2 separate regions of the Homo sapiens genome follow, and region 2 is linked to region 1. A link is an interaction called in ENCODE POLR2A ChIA-PET data of the cell type or tissue named here. Cell type or tissue: PC-3. All regions are shown on one strand. Region 1 overlaps CLYBL-AS3 (CLYBL antisense RNA 3). Region 2 overlaps CLYBL (citramalyl-CoA lyase).

Region 1 (2,500 bases):
AATTGGGGGGCTGCAGCCCCGGGCGCAGCTCCACTGCGGCCCACAAATTACGAGCGAGTGGTTAGCGAGGAGCGGGGAGTTGCTGAAAGCCGGGCCAGAACCTGCGCGTGCGGAGCGGCACGAGTAATGGCTCCGCAAGGAGTCGTGATTCCTTTCGAGTGTAATCATCTTTCCCCACACGCCGCAGCGCCGGCCAAATCTCGTTTACATCCAAGGAGTTGCGGCTAGCCGGGCCAGAAACGTGGGCGACACGCCCCTGCGTCCTTGCCCCGGCCCCGATTTCCGCTCCAAGCTGGAAGTCCTTCCAGCATAGGAAACGCTCAACTTCTGGGGCTATCCCAGCTCAGGAAATGGAGGAGGGCGGGGAGGCGAGGGGTCATTGATGAGCCGGCCTGGGTTCCCCCAGGAGCAGGAGAGTGTGAACAACTGTGAGGCGAGGAAAGGCCGTGGGGAAAAACGCTCCTCCAGAGGGCTTCCAGAAGAAACAGTGGCTCCTGGGGATCCTTGAGGTCAGTCTCTTAGACTCCCTGGGGCTGTGAGCTTCTGAGGACCGGGTCCTGAGTTTCTACCTTGGTTCTGGCGGCCAGGCCTGGCTGATCGGGGTCAATACTTGCAGGTAGGGAATGTGCGAAGGCGGTGGTTGCCTTGTGGATTTTCTAACCAGTGGTTTCAGTACAGATCGAATCAGTGTCTGGAGTGTTTGTTCTCTGGTGGGACTGAAGAGGGTTCTGTGGCCCTGTGGTGAGACAGGGTCCGTCCTGGAGCGGGGGTGGGGAGGCAGAGGGCTGGGGTGTGGCCCCCAGGCCTCTCTGGACAGCCCCAGACCTGGAGGCCGCTGGCTATGGCTGTGTCTGGGCGTACACCTGCGCGAGGGCGGTTGTACTCCCGGGAGTGGGAGCTTAGCTTGCTGGGGAGCCTGTCGCGAGCTCTCCTGAGGCCCCCAGTCTGGGGAGCCAACGCCGCCACAGTGCTCTGGGCTCTCAGGAGGGTGTCCTAAGCCTGCAGCTGTCTCACTCCCCCAGTCTTCTTGCTTCCACCTTTCCTCAGGTCTCACCATCAGACACCCATTCTGTTCCTCTCCCTAGCCTCCTTTTCTCAAAGTTGACTCCCGGGTCATTTGGCCTCTACCCCAGGGTCCTAGGTATCCTTTGCTTGCAGGACACAAGGATGAGAGAGGCAGGAGCAGCTAGGATCCTGTTTGAAAATAGGCTTTCTTGGCCTCGCGCGGTGGCTCACGCCTGTAATCCCAGCCCTTTGGGAAGCTGAGGCGGGAGGATCGCTTGAGGTCAGCACCAGCTTGGGCAACATGGTGAAACCCCATCTGTACAAACTATACAAAAATTAGCTGGGCCTGGTGGTGTGCGCCTGTCATTCCAGCTACTTGGGAGGCTGAGGCAGAAGAATCGTTTGAGCTAGGGAGGCGGAGGTTGCAGTGAGCGGAGATGGTGCCACTGCACTCCAGCCTGGGCGATAGGGCAAGACTCAGCCTAAAAAAAAAAAAGGTTTCCCTTCAGCCCCCGTCCCCAGCATGACAGAGCTCCCTGAGCTGCCCAGCTGCTGCTCACCCCGCCATGGTCTGAGAGTCTGGGTCAGCCTGAAAAACAGGAAATTGATCCGGATAAGGACCATCAACCAGCCGGTCAACAATCTGGGAGAAGCACCTTTTAAAATATAAAAAGTGGTTTGTAACTTTGCATACTCCTGTTCCCCCATCCCCAGTGAGTCTGTGCTGAAGAAGTTACAATGGTCAGGCTTCAGGAAGAATTACCAGGAAAAGGAAATCTTAAAGCATAAAGCCAAGTATGATTTTCTTAAAAATACCTGGGAGCCTAACATGATAAACACAAATACTCCTTTGAGTCTGTTGTGCACATTTCTGCTCCAGTGTACAGAATACTTGTGCATGTTAAATATATATTGATCAGACAGGTGCACACACACACACACACACACACACACACACACACAATTATAGCATGTCTAAATCCCACCTTGGAAATTATCAGACCTAGCCAAATTTAGGACAGTGTTGAAGGAAGCAAGACTGAGAAAAGCTACAATGAAAATAAAATTGAAATATTCACCCATGACTTGTCTCTCTACTCCTCCCCTCTCTCCCAGCTCCTACACCATTTAATAAAATAGCATCGTTTAGAGAAAGGAAGGCACGTCAGGAGACATTTTATGAGCTGGCAGAGAATTTGTTGAAGTGGTTGATTTAGAAAATCTGGATACTGACTGCGAAGTTTTCTTAGTGATATTCATATTATGCCTCTTTCTTCCCAATCCAAGTCCTAATAGCTTTTAAGTCATATCTGACTAGGTTCTGTTTATTAATCAGGCTCTGTTCTGATTCTGCCTTTATTGGGGTGCAGGCTCCTTGGCAGTCCCACCTGAGGTCCTCCTTGGATCAGTGGGAGCCCCGTGCTGTGTTCCTTGTGCCCTTTCAGGAGAACTCCCCATGCAGGGCGTATGGGACCCTTCCAGGGTCCTTGCCACT
Region 2 (2,500 bases), 140 kb after region 1:
ACGGAGAAAGAACACAGAGAGTGAAAAGTTTTGTGGGCAGGAGCTAGAAGTAGTAAACATCCTTTCTACTCACATGCTATCAGCCAAAGTGTAATCCTAAGGTGACAGATAACTGCAGAGGAGGGGTGGAAGTAGATCTGTGTGCCAGGAGGAAGAGGAAATGGGTTCTGGTAACCAGCTGACTGATCTCTGCCACATAAGTTCTCATATCTGATCAGAAATAGGGCAAGAATTGGAATCCAGGTCTTTCCTTTTTTTTTTCTCCCTTCCTCCTTCCCTCACTTCTTCCGTCACTTCTTCCCTCCCTCCCTTCCTTCCTTCCTTCTCTTCCTTCCTTCCTTTTGAGACAAGTTCTCACTCTGTCACCCAGGCTGAGTGCAGTGGTGTGATCACAGCTTACTGCAGCCTTGACCTCCCAGGCTCAAGCGATCCTCCTGCCTCAGACTCCCATGTAGCTAAGACTAGAGGTGTGTGCCACCACGCCCGACTAATTTTAAAATTTTTTTGTAGATATGGGGTTTCACCATGTTGCTGAGACTGGTCTTAAACTCCTGGGTTCAAGCAATCCTCCTGCCTTGGCCTCCCGAAGTGCTAGGATTATAGGCATGAGCCACCATGTCCTGCCCAGTGGTTTTTCTTTACTTTAGCTCAGTGCTTTTCTTTTTTCTTTTCTTTTTTTTTTTTTTTTTTTGAGACAGAGTCTCGCTCTGTTGCCCAGGCTGGAGTGCAGTGGCGCCGTCTCTGCTCACTGCAAGCTCTGCCTCCCGGGTTCACGCCATTCTCCTGCCTCAGCCTCCTGAGTAGCTGGGACTACAGGCACCTGCCACCACGCCCGGCTAAGTTTTTGTATTTTTAGTAGAGACGGGGTTTCGTGTTAGCCAGGATGGTCTCAATCTCCTGACCTCGTGATCCGCCCGCCTCGGCCTCCCAAAGTGCTGGGATTACAGGCGTGAGCCACTGCACCCGGCCAGTGCTTAAGTTTTCACATCTTCTCTCTCTTAATCACTTTCCCTCTCCTCCACTCTCCTCCCCTCTCCTTTCGTCTCCTCTCCTCTCGTCTCCTTTCCTCTCCTTTCTCTCTCTCTCATACACACATTAAAGCTAAAGATATATATGTTGAAATCTAAACAGGAGAGTTGTTCTACATCTAAGGACACCCAATTACAATCTAGTCTTCTTTTGAGGAAACACACTACGATCTCAATGAAAATCATTCCTGGGGAAAGAAAGTTAGCAGGGATAAAACCTGGTGATGGAACAAGAGAATCTGGCTAAGAGCTGAATCGGCTGAGAAAGAAGGAGTGAAAGCCTACATAATTACATGGCCTTCACTCACATTTCCGGGGTCATTCGCATCTTTGTCAGGCATTATCCCATGGTTGATGGGTAGCAGGAAGTAAAACCCTATCCGCAGCGCACGTTCAGGCTCCCCACCACTTCCATGAAGCCCCAGCCTGAAGGCACTAGAAAACAGTTGGCATATTTATCTTCTTGGGAGCCTTAGTCCATGTGGGCTTCTATAACAAAATACCATAGACTGGGTGGCTTATAAACAATAAAAATTTCTTTCTCACAGTTCTGGAGGCTGGGAAGTCCAAGATCAAGGCACTGGCAAATTCGGTGTTTGGTGAGGACTTGCTTCCTGGTTCATAGATGGAACTTTCTCACTGTGTCCACCCAGGGCCCAAGGGGCAAGGGAGCTCTGAGGAGCCTCTTTCATATGGGCGCTAGTCCAGTTCATGTGGGCTCCATCTCATGACCTAATCACTCCTCAAAGGCCCCACTTCCAAATACCATCACATTGAGGTTTCAACACATGAATTTGAGGGTGACACATACATTCAGGTCATAGCAGGGCCCATTTTACGAGGCTACTGCCTCATTCTTGGGGTTCTAAGACACTTGCTTGTTTTCAGAGCAATTTCACTGTGCTCCTGACCAGCAAAAGTAAGGGCACAGTCATTGAGAGCCAGTTTCAAGCAAAAACATCCTAAATAGCACATCAAAATATCATTTGGTGGTAAGCTTCAGCATCTTGGAAAACAGATATCTGTCCCAAGGTTGGCATTTTGATGTTAAATCTTCTCATTTGTTAAACAAATGAGTTCAAATCAGAACAAATGACCAAGTCTTATTGGTCTCTGGTGACTGTTGTTTATGCCAAATATAGAAGTTATAGCCAGAGCTTAGACTGGACAATGTGAAAAAGAAAATTGCTATTTCATATTTCTCTGTCCTCTGCCAAATCTAACCAGTGCAATGCCTTGAACATTTGGGCACTTGGTAAATACTAAGTTAGTCATTGCGAATATAATTACTATGTTAAGTTGTTTGACTGGAATTCAGAAACAATTGAAGTATGGATAACTGTACCTATACAAAATGCAGCCAGGCTGCTCTGCTGATAGATCTTTAACAAAAAATTTTAAAATTTTTAATTAAATTTTAGTTAATTATTATTATTTTTGAGACAGGCTCTCACTCCCCGTCACCCAGGCTG

Evidence for each region. ChIA-PET counts read pairs that join two places held together with the same protein. Peaks named below come from ENCODE experiments on the same cell type or tissue, not always from the same donor. Only the 100,000 strongest peaks of a DNase experiment are listed, where the experiment ranks them.
Region 2: POLR2A ChIA-PET joins it to region 1 with 17 read pairs; 2 of 35 experiments call an interaction of 5 or more read pairs at or near these places.

What each region holds. Positions count from the first base shown.
Region 1 is chr13:99,953,654-99,956,153 of GRCh38, reverse strand. The region is part of intron 1 of CLYBL-AS3 (CLYBL antisense RNA 3); the gene reads left to right. Among named protein-coding and RNA genes, the nearest start is that of CLYBL-AS3, 2.3 kb to the left of the region's middle. In PC-3, no CTCF peak of the experiment used is centred here; no DNase peak of the experiment used is centred here; H3K27me3 peaks cover 1,391 bases.
Region 2 is chr13:99,815,846-99,818,345 of GRCh38, reverse strand. The region is part of intron 2 of CLYBL (citramalyl-CoA lyase); the gene reads right to left. All of the region lies in intron 1 of CLYBL-AS3 (CLYBL antisense RNA 3), which reads left to right. Among named protein-coding and RNA genes, the nearest start is that of CLYBL-AS1, 88 kb to the right of the region's middle. RefSeq lists a silencer at 318-488. In PC-3, no CTCF peak of the experiment used is centred here; no DNase peak of the experiment used is centred here.